Regions from separate parts of the Mus musculus genome. Here region 2 is linked to region 1. The links are chromatin loops, found by intact Hi-C in ENCODE. Cell type or tissue: heart. All regions are shown on one strand. Links, peaks and the distances in the headings refer to the core of each region. The heading gives the core; the rest is flanking DNA.

Region 1 (5,372 bases), core at 244-5,243:
CAATTTAATTCGAGCAGAAAGGCTTGGGAGGGCACACATGCAACGTTAAGGAGAAGTTACTGGAAACGAGACATACGGAATGAGAAAATCGAGCCATAGATTTGGAACAGGGGAGTACTGAGTCCGTCTGCCCAGCCCTGGGCTGTGCCCACGGGAAATTGAATTCAGAGCTCCTACTGCATCATAAATCCAGGGCAGCTGGCAGCAAGCCAAGGGAGACTAACGCTCAACTGCACGGGCATCTGACGCCAGACTGGCCAACCCCTGTACTAATGCTTTCTGAGAGCCGAGCCCCAGCTGTGCCGGACTGGGGTTAGGGTTCAACAGCATCACTATATTCATTTACCAACCTAATACTTTGTTAATTCTAAAATGCATCCAATCCGCAGGAAAAATGAGACTCCATTATTATTATACACCCAAAAGATAAAAGGCTGGAATTACCCTAACATTCTGAGGGTAAAGAAGGGAGGAGGTGGGGGTGGGGAGAGTCTTCTCATGGGCTCGTTTTCAGATGATGATGATGATGACTTCAGACAGAGACTCACTAGGTAGCCCTGGCTAACTTGGAACTCACTAAGCAGACTAAACCCACTAAGATTCTGTTGAGATTGGCTTGCTGTGGTCAAAGGTATTCGCCACCGCACCCAGTTTTTATTATTTTTAAAATAAACACTTAAAAAAAGATTTATTTAGCTGGGCATGGTGGCTCATCCTTTTAGCTCCAGCATTCAGGAGTCAAAGGCAGGAAGATCTCTGAGTTCAAGGTCAGCCTGGTCTACAGAGAAAGAGTTCCATGACATTGATGGCTATGCAGAGAAACCCTATCTCAAAAAGTTTTTTTAAAATTTTATTTTGTGTGTATCAGTGTTTTGCCCGCACATATATGTGTGCACTACAAGCATGCCTGATGTGGGTGGAGGTAAGAGTGTGCCAGATAACCGTCATATGAGTGCAGGTGCCCTTGGAGGCCGGAAGTATTGGATCCTTTTTGTAGTCATAGTTACAAGGGTTCTGTGGGTGCTGAGAACCAAACTCTGATTCTCTTCAAGAGCAGCGAGTGCTCTTAACAACAGAACTACATCCCCACACAATTATTACTGTGTGTATGTCATGTGTGGACGCCCACGCATGCTGCGGTCACAGTAAAACTTTATAGTCAGTTCTTTCCTTCTGCCTTTAAGTGGGGGCCACTTGAGCCAATCATCAGCCTTCCTTTTCAGATAGTTTCTCACTCCCTACTCTATGCATTTGCGAGTCGCAGCCCTTAGCCATCAGGTTTTGTAGAGCAGGGCGTCCTCGTGCTCCTGATAGACCCGGCTTCCTCTCCAGGATGCTCTAGAGGGGCAGACAGGAGGTTCGAGGGAGAGTGCTGCGCTGCAGGATCCAAGTCTCCTAGCTAAGCAGCTACTGCAGCTACTGCAAGGCCGGGCGGAGTCTGGTGGGCGGGACCGCTCGGCGTCTAGGCTCCGCCCACACCGACAGGGGAGGCGTGGTTTTGTGTCACGTGATGGCGCCGGAGCAGTGAGGCTCCGCCCGGCCCTCCGTGGAGGCCCGGCCGCGACCCGGGCCGCGCTCGCTGAGGAGCTCTCCGGTTCTCCCCGCGACCACTTCTCTTAGTCCCGGCGTTCAGCCCAGTCGCTCCCGCCGGCTCCGGGCTCGCCGGCTGGCGGGGAGTGGCCTCAAAATGGACGAAGGCGGTGGCGGTGAGGGCGGCAGCGGTGAGTGATGGAGGTGTGGCCGGCTCTCTGGGCGGCCCTGAGGCCGAGGGTCGCGCTGTTGAGAGCCCAGGCTTGAGACGTGGGGCCGGGTGTCGGGTGGGGTGGCGGCGACCGTGGGGAGGTGCGCGGGGTAAGGCGGGGACTCGGGCTTCGCTGCCCTGGTGAGAGGACATGTCGGAGACCGCGGGGTCGTCGCCCAGCGCGGTCGCGGGTCGCGGGTTCGAGGCCGGGGTCTCCGCAGCACAGCTCCAGGTCGCCTTTCTGAGATGGGGCCACTCTGCGGGGCGACCTTCCCAGCGTCTCATTGCCAAGGGCGTCCACGCCCTCCCTAGCCCAGCTGTTTCGGACGGGCCCCTCTCCTTTTCAGCTCTCCTCAGGTGTCTGGAGCTTGGGAGCTCCTGGATGGGGAGGGGAAAGTTTTCAATTTGGAGGACTCGGAGGGCCCGGAGGGTGGGGTGGATCGGTCGGGGGAGAGGAGGAAGGTTGGAAGTCATGACCACGTCTCTGATTTTTAGATCAGAAGTACTCATTGGGAATGGCTTAAAGGACATGAGGGGCAGGCAGCTCCAGTCCAGGTCTGAGTATGCATTTTTTTATCAAATAGAAAAGAAAAAATGCTACAGAGAAGGGGTCGGGTGTAAAAATAAAAAGGGGGCCAAATAGCACAAATGATAGAATCATTGTCTAGCATGCCCAGGACGCTGAGTTTGATCCCCAACACCACCAAATGGAAAATATAATTAAGAAATTAAAGGGGTCAGGTGGGATTCCTTTAAAGCCGAGGGTGGGATGCGGGAGCCACAGCAGCGAGACTGTTAGACTCCTGGACAGGTGCCTGTGACAGACACCCTTCCAGAGGTGGGCTATCAGTTCTCCGTGTTGCTCAGGCTGTATGTATGTGCCTGACTTTGAGTTCCACCCTGCTGCAAATGAGCCGGTTGCAAATTACTCAACGGAGTACAGATTCCTGTTGTGTCATTTCATGAATTTGGTTTCCCAAAACATCAAGAGTCACCGTTTGTGGAGTGGGACTTTACTTGAAGTAAGCAAAGGGTTAATAATGTACCCGTCATTTTTTACCCAAACACCCCAAGTTGAAGCTGTCTGGACTTTGAGGAACGATCTTCCTTTTTTGCTGACAGAATGATCAGAATCCCATGTAATAAGGGAGTGTTTAGGGGGAAAAAGAAGTCTTAATTACAGGCTGCTGGAGCAGCTGCCTGTAAGAATCAGCAGTATTGAAGACTTCCTCGTGAAGTGGTTAATCAAGGTGCCTTCTAGAATTCCAGAGCTTCTCAGATTTTTTTTTTTCTTCCCTGTGAAAGAGACGAAGTGGCTGGGCTGTAGGAAGTTGGCACTCCTCGTGGCATTTGCCAAGTTCAGTTCTCATAGTAAAAGCCAGGGGTAGCACAGTGGCATCGAGTGGGTGTTTTGTTTATGAAAAGAAAGAACCCAGTTGCAAACCCTCCTACATACCGGCTGCCGGTCTGGAGGCACTGGGTCCCTGAGGATGCCTTGCCTTTCGCCTATAGCACAGTCTGACATTGTCGTTTAGAAAAAAAGACAGTGGCAATTTGACATTGGGATCTAGGAAGCTAGCTGAGCTGGCGATTGCTCTGCAGGTGCTACACAGTCTGTTGAGTCAACACGTGGCTGAGCTGAAGGTAAAAGCAGATACAGTGGGGAAAACTTAGAAACCAGTGTGTTTCAGCAGTTCATAGAATTTAGAAGTATAGTAAAGGTCAATATTAAAGTGTCAAAAAGGCTTAAAGCTATCTCTGGACTATCAATATCTCTGGGTATATCAATATACCAGAGGATGTTAAAATTAAAAAAGATGTTATATTCAATGATACTGTATTCCATGGTAAAAAGTTTAAAAATGAGAAACAGTAACGGCTGTCAGGTAAGATTACTTCAGGGAGACATTACAAGTAATGCGGACAGCTGGAGTTGACTCTTGGGGAGCCACATGGGAACTGACGCCCACAGTTGTCTTCTGACCTCCTTAGGCAAGCAGCAACAAGCTTGTGCACACACACAATCTTAAAAAGTAACCAAGAATAAGCAGTTATTTTGTACATTCTGGTCTAAACAGTGTAAAGACTGCTATCATTATGGATTTTTCTTGAATAATAACACATGCTTTCAAATTTGAAAAAAAAAACCCTCAGCTTATGAAAGATGTGGATATTCTAAACATACAGGGTGATTTAATTCACCTTCCTGGAACATTTGACAATGAAGAGATTTATTGATTTTTTTTTTTCTACTGAAATGCCAGACAGTGTGCTATATGATAGGAAACAGCTTTTTAATTTTTATTGATTTAGCTTATCAAAAAAAATCTTTCCTCCTCACATTATGGAAAGATACTTAGGGATGCTTTTGGCAGTCTTAGAGCTTCGAACCCAGTGAAAATCTCTCACAACTTAAACATGTGAGTTACTGTATACTTACTGTGTGAACTTGGTGGCCTCTGTGTGACCCTTTATCTGTGGAGATTTGAAGTTCACATAGAGTTCTTGTAGTTATCCCATTTCCATTTTCAAAACAGCTGCTTTGCTTAGAGAAAAGATTTTGTTTTGTTCTGTTTTGTTTTTGTTGGCCCTTTGATAAAACTGTTGCAGTTGCAGGCAGTTACAAAGCATAGCATTATTTGGCATATCATTAGAGTATAGGAGAGCCTTTAATCTACATCTGGGACCCCTGTTTCAGCTTTCTTAGAAGATTAAAAAAAAAAAAAAGCTAAATTTATTCAAATAGACCAAAAGTGATTGGAAAGATTTTCTTTATTGTTACTGTGTTGATCAGGCAAAAAGGACTTCAGAAATTGTAGTTTTTATAACTGAACTTTTTGTCCAGGCTTGAATTATTTGTTCTTTGCCGTGTGCGATAAGGAAAGGATGGCGCAGGAATGGCTGGAGGGCGGTTACCAGGAGGAACGAGTGGGGGTACAAGATTACAGGAACACATTGTTCCTTGTAGTGTGTGCAGAGTGTAGTTAAGGTGTTTTCCCTTCCAGAGTATCTAGCACAGTTCTTGAACTAGGCCTCTACTGGCTAGTTTGGCCTTGTACCGTTGCCAGATGCATGTTTCTGAATGTGCCGCTGGGACCGATGAGGTGATGGGTCTGACTTGTACCCGCTGCAGCTCCCGTCTGTGTGGGTGCAGGCGCAGTTTGTGCTCAGGCGCTCTGAAGTTCAGGGAACTCAATAACCAGGAAAGCAAAGCTGGGTTGAGAGCACCACTTTGACCTATCAGTCAAGTGCTAAGCCTGAAGTTCGAAAACACTGTTGGTAAGGCCTTTAGCCTTTGCCGGCGGCACTGCAAATTAGTCACAGCTCTCAGGAAGGGTTAATGTACCCTGCCTGGGTCCTGTTGGCTCAGATCTGTTTCTTGCTCTTGCCTTGGGGAGGGACCGTGACCTGCAGGTGTATTTCCCAGACATTCTGTGAGTGGTCTTGCCGGCTGGGTTTGGCCAGTGGGAGCTACTGGGGAGTTTGGAAGCTGAAGGAAGGAGAACCTAGGTTCTCGGGTAAGGTTCTTGCCCCAGGCCGCGTCTCTGCAGCTGCTCCTCCTTTATTCTTGCTCCTGCTCCTGCCACAGGGTCTCTGCTTCTAACTCCTGGCTTTCCTAAGCTCCGAGCTC
Region 2 (5,372 bases), core at 122-5,121, 55 kb after region 1:
TTCACTTTTTACTTCTCTGTAATTGTTTTACTTAATTCAAAGAAGACCAGGCAAAGAGTCCTGGGACAATAAAGAGGAACAGTGAAGGTTGAGGGGACCCAAGAGAGTAACCATGCACTAGCAATTCCCATGTGACCTTGAGGCTCCCAGTTTTACCTGGCCCTGTGGCTCAGTCCCGCATCCAGCCAGCTCATCATGTGACTGGCCAGGTGACCCACTTGGATGTGAGTGTGTTGCCTGGCCTTATCACCTCAGAGGTCAGGAGGCTCTTGGTGAGACCCACAGGCTCAGCGCTGCTTCTGTGCCCAGCTGCCCTTCTGTCCTGGCTGTCAGATCTCCCTGCTCTGAACTGTCTTTCTGACCCATGCTTAATGTTTGAGTCGCTAGTGTTTGGAATGCAGGAGAGGTGCTTCTCTTTACAGGGCTCTTTAGTGGATCAGTGGGGACCAGTGTCTGGGCTCATGCCTTGTTAATATCCTGTAGGACTGGCATGTCCCTAATCAAGAAAATCTAAAAGCTGTCAAATGGCAAGAGGGAAGTTAGGCTTGGTGCGCTAGTGTTGATTCCTTGCAGTGATAGTAAACTTGAAAGTGGCAGATACCATTTCCAGTCTGCTGTTGAGGGCCAGAACATATGGTTGAGTAACCAAGTGGTCAGATTTCTGTTTATTGGATCATTTGTTAACATGTTTGACTTTTGACCAAAAGAAACATTAAAACATAATGTTTCTGGTTACAGTTCATATCTTCTTATCTTTTCTCCGGAGAGTTGTAGAACAGAATGTTAGCCTTATGGACAGTATGTGAGAGAGACACAGGGAGACAATGCTCATGTGGGGGAGTGGGGTGAGTTACAAGGGAACCTTAGGTACAGCAACAATCCAGAGCTGAGAAGTGACAGCTTCTGGCACCTGTAAGTTGTCACACATGAGTTATTCACATAACTTCACTGTTACAAAGTGCTTGCTCATCTTGGAGGTAACTGTTGATTCTTTAGTGTCAGCATACATTTTAAATACCAGTATGTTTTCTAAGCTATATACAGAAGGCCCTATTTTTCCTTGATTCTGAGATGTAAATACTTCTATCCTTCAATGTCTGTGAACAGGCAGTGTATAATGGGTGCATGCCTGGATTTTATTGAATGTGGTAAACAGAGCAGCACTCGACTCCACTCTCTCCATACAGTGTCTCCGACCTTGTTAGCTGCTTCAGGGTTTATAGTGTGTGTGTGGGGGGGGGAGTGGGGGCTGTGTTTCTGTGTGGAGGATAGAGGAGGCTGTTCAGTGTCCTGCTGGGCTTATTCACTAGAGCATGTAGTGACTAGTAATCCTCCTACCTCTGTCCCCACAGTGCCAGGGTTGCAGTTGCGCACAGCCACGACAGCTGCTTCTGTGACTGCTAGAGATGTACGCTCAGGTTCACATACTTGCTCAGCGAGTGTTCTTAGGCACTAAGCCATCTTCCCAGCCACTACACTATATTCTGTTTATAAAGACAGTGGTGCTTATCTGTATGGGCATTTTGCCTGTATGTATGTCTGTCCACCACATGCATGCTTGGTGCCTACAGAGACCAGAAGAGGGTGTCATGTCCCCTGGAGTTCCAAGTGGGCTCTCAGACTTGAACCCATGACAGGTCTTCTGCCGATGCTCTTAACCTCTGGGCCATTTCTCTAGCCCTGTAATAATTTATTTTCAACTTATTATAGTCTATCACCAACATTATATACCATTTCTCATATAGGAAAATAATATTGTTTCTCCTGTTTTTGTTATCTGTCTTGTTTTAGTGTTTCTGAGACAAGGTCTCATTCTGAAGCTCTGACTGGCCTTGAACTTGGGGTTCTCTTGACTCAGCCCTGAGCTGTTTGCAGGTGTTAGCTAGGTTAAGAATGTCAGAACAATGTGATTTGATTTTCTCTTCCAAGTCTTGTGTTCTTGTTCATGCCTACTAAAGCAGTGCACCGTTTGCTTTTGGTCCCGACAGCAGCACCAAATCTTTTAAGAGCCTTGCATCAAGGTTGAGAACCTTTGCTCACGCTGCTCCTCTGAGCACTGGACACTGTTTTGTAGAGATAAAGATTTTTCATTTGGTAGTCCACAGCTGGCTGCCTGCAGATCTGCTACCAATGAATTATTTTAAAATTTTATTGTCTGAAAAGTAGCTGGTTTCACCTTTTCTGAAAGTTATTTTGCAAGGTTTGGAATTTTGTCCACTTTCTCCTTCATTTCGGACAAAGTCAAGGCCAGGTTTAGTTGCCCACCCTGGCTGGCAGCAGACTCTAGCAGCAGGCTATGGTGCTTTGATTTGCAAATCTTCATTTGAAGGAGGCAGGTACCTGAGAAAGCAAGGCCTGGTCCTGGTCATGACTTTGTTGTGACTCTTCTCTGAAGCTGTGCCAGCAGCAGAAACACGGGACTTCCTGCCTTCCTTCCCTACTGTTTTACCTTGTGAAAGCATTTGTTTGCTCTCTAGAATTTGGACCAAACTGAAACTGTACCTGCTGTCCTGCATCTAGCCTGTGCTGTGCTGCTAGGGCTCTCTGCTGTCATGGAAGTTATGTTCTGTATGGCTCCTCATTATGTGAGCACAGAACTCAGGCCTGCCTCCATGTAGAATAAGACGAGAAACAGCAAACACTACAGCCCACATCCAGAATCCAGATGTTACCACCCTTTCCCCACTCGGAATGAAGTGTGAGTCACACACCAGTCAGAGCTGTTCACTTTGGAACCGTTCACCCTGGAAATCAGGAAGGCATTATTTGTTCTCATACCACACCTGTTGACATGAGAACGCTGTATGGCAAATGGTTTATGTGAGCTATGCTTGCAGTGAGCAGCAGAGTTCAGACTTGCTGAGTAGATCTTGAACTGGCAGACTGTAAAGGCTCCTGGTGTTTGGAGCTGGGCTCTTCTATGTAGTGGCTGTCAAGCTGCCCTGTTCTGCTCCTGATAACAAAGCTGGCGGTTCTTTCAGCATCTCCTTCTGCAAACCATAGCACTATAAACACTTCAGTTTCTGGAAAGAGTCATCAAAGGATCCTCTTCTTTTAAGGCATCTTAAAAGTATATAGATCCTGTCCATCCCCAGTGAGAACACGCAGGACGGACAGGGTGGGCATGCTCAGGGAGTGCCTCCCCTCTGCTTCTCTTCCTCCACTGCTTGCGATCACGAGGAAGTGTTTCTCACTCTGTATTCACTGCTGCGGCCTTTGGGTAGGATATGGTGAAAATGTTATGAGTTGAGGAATTGCCAACTTTTGCCTAGCCACCAACCTAAAAACTTTATAAAGAAATTAAGACTGTATGAGTTCAAGACCAACCTGGTTAATTTAGCAAGACTGTCTCAAAATAAAGAAAGGGTTTGGAATGTAGCTCAGTTACCTGGCATGTGCAAGGCTCCCTATTCCGACACAAAAGGGATCAAAGCTGGGCTGGGATAGAGTTCTGTGGTAGGTGACAGCGTCACATGCACAGGACCACACAAATACCCAGCATCACAAACAAAGGGGAAGAAGAGGAGGAAAGGAGAGAAGAAAAGAGGAAGGAATGGCAAGAGGATTAAATCCCCAGAGACTTATTTAGTAATATCGAGGAAGCTTTACCACAGTTAGAGGAGTGCTTCTCCTCTAATGGACGGATGTTTGACAATTTTCTGAGTAGTATGACACTCTCAGGGATGGTGACAGTAAAATAAGTTACAGGAAGTAGAGGGATGCACAAACGCCCAGTCATCACAGCAAATGTGCACAACAAAAGCAGCCTAACCGCCAGCTGGGGCTATCTGTGGCCACTACCAGCAAGAGTGCAGAGACGCCTGAGAAGGCCGTGTCAACAGTCTCTATTCCATAGGGTGTAGTGGAAATCATGAAGTTGCAGCAGGCCTCCAGATCTGACTTCTAAGGGATGGGAGCAACATTCTGCGCTCTAGCAGAGATCTATGTAAGCCAGCAGTGCTTGCAGGAACCACCCGTCTATTGCTCTTCACTGCACTGCCTTTAGTCTGACTTTAAGCTGATGCTACTCAGGAGAAGCAGTGACGTATCAGATGACCATCAGGTACACCCTTCACCCGTGCTGAAAGCTCAACTCACAGAAAATGGCTTCACAGCCCTCCACAGTGAAGCTGTCACTCGGGATTCTCATAAAAGAAAGCACGCCTTCTGTTGAGTACTTCTTGCAAAATGGAAACGCCCAAATGTTAAAGACTGTGCTGGGTGGACAGCTTTGCCTTTTTTCTTACTTGAACTTGGAGGAAATATTTTTCATTAAGACAACTTTACTTCTCCTAAGCCAAGACACTTAAAGTGACAAAGCAGAGCCCAGGATGTCAGAAGCGAGTCCAAGCTTTGTATGGACTTTGCTGGGCAAGGACCGGCCCGCTGCTGGGGAGGGTCTGCAGCGTTAGTGAGCCTTCCCCAGCATCACATGCCATTCCACTCTTCACATGGCAGCTGAGCATGTGAAGGGGCCTGCAGAGAGATGCCAGGTGTAGTACCAAACAGTGCTTGCCACGTTCATGATGCATCCTGGCACCTGACAGCATGACAGTGTGGAAAGGTGTAGTAGTGACAGAGGAAATGCAGGGATTGGTCCAGGGATAGTGGATCATGTTCTTTTATCCTTTGCATTAGTGCTGTATTACACAACCCAGCCCTGTTAGTCTCTCTAATGTGTGGAAGAGTGTCCCGTTTCCTGCCAGATACCTCAAAAGATGTTACGGGAAGAGATGCTACTAGCTGTTTGAGTCAAAAGAGGGTTTTTTTGGGGGGGGGGCTTTTTATTATGAGAAATTTTAATTTCTTTTCTTTTCTTTCTTTTTCTCCTCTTCCACCTTAGTCCAGGAGACAGTCTCACAGTGTAGCCTTGGAGCTTAATATGAAAACCAGGCTGCTATTGAGCTTACAGAGATCCACCTGCTGGAGTCTCCTGAGTGCTGGGATTAAAGGCATGCCCCACATACCTGGCCTAGAAATCTCAAACTTGGAATGTAGAACTGATAACCAATCAAATGATTCTGTAATTTTTAGCTTACTCAATTTTTTTCTGAAGTCTTTGATAGTAAAATTTAGATCTAATAGCCTTATACCACAAAATAATTGGTTATAAATCTCTAGAAAATAAGGATATTTCCTATATAACTGCAACAATTATCCTACCTGACAAAAATTATATTTTTAAAATTACATATTCCCTCCCCCACCCATGTGGGTGTGTGTGTGTGTGTGTGTGTGTGTGCAAGCATGCCCATGGTACACATATGGCAGTCAGTCCTCTCCTCCTAACATGTGGATCCTGGGGCTCACGCTCAGGTTGGGTTTGGCGGGAAGCACTCTGCTTGTGGCCACCTCTCTAGCTCCTCTCCTCT

The links. Hi-C counts contacts between places; a loop is a spot of excess contacts. Peaks named below come from ENCODE experiments on the same cell type or tissue, not always from the same donor. Only the 100,000 strongest peaks of a DNase experiment are listed, where the experiment ranks them.
Region 2: a loop joins it to region 1, with 2.2 times the contacts of the local background. A loop is called at or near these places in 8 of 42 quality-filtered maps.

Annotation. Positions count from the first base shown.
Region 1 is chr5:143,620,953-143,626,324 of GRCm38, forward strand. It overlaps Cyth3 (cytohesin 3), which reads left to right and starts at 1,495. Exons shown (of 13, transcript NM_011182.4): 1 at 1,495-1,721. The coding sequence starts at 1,688. In heart, for the core only: a CTCF peak has its summit at 3,101; DNase peaks (open chromatin) are centred at 1,479, 2,569, 3,189 and 4,779; H3K4me3 peaks cover 2,592 bases; H3K27ac peaks cover 1,975 bases.
Region 2 is chr5:143,676,167-143,681,538 of GRCm38, forward strand. All of the region lies in intron 1 of Cyth3 (cytohesin 3), which reads left to right. Among named protein-coding and RNA genes, the nearest start is that of Usp42, 53 kb to the right of the region's middle. In heart, for the core only: a CTCF peak has its summit at 2,623; DNase peaks (open chromatin) are centred at 335 and 2,639.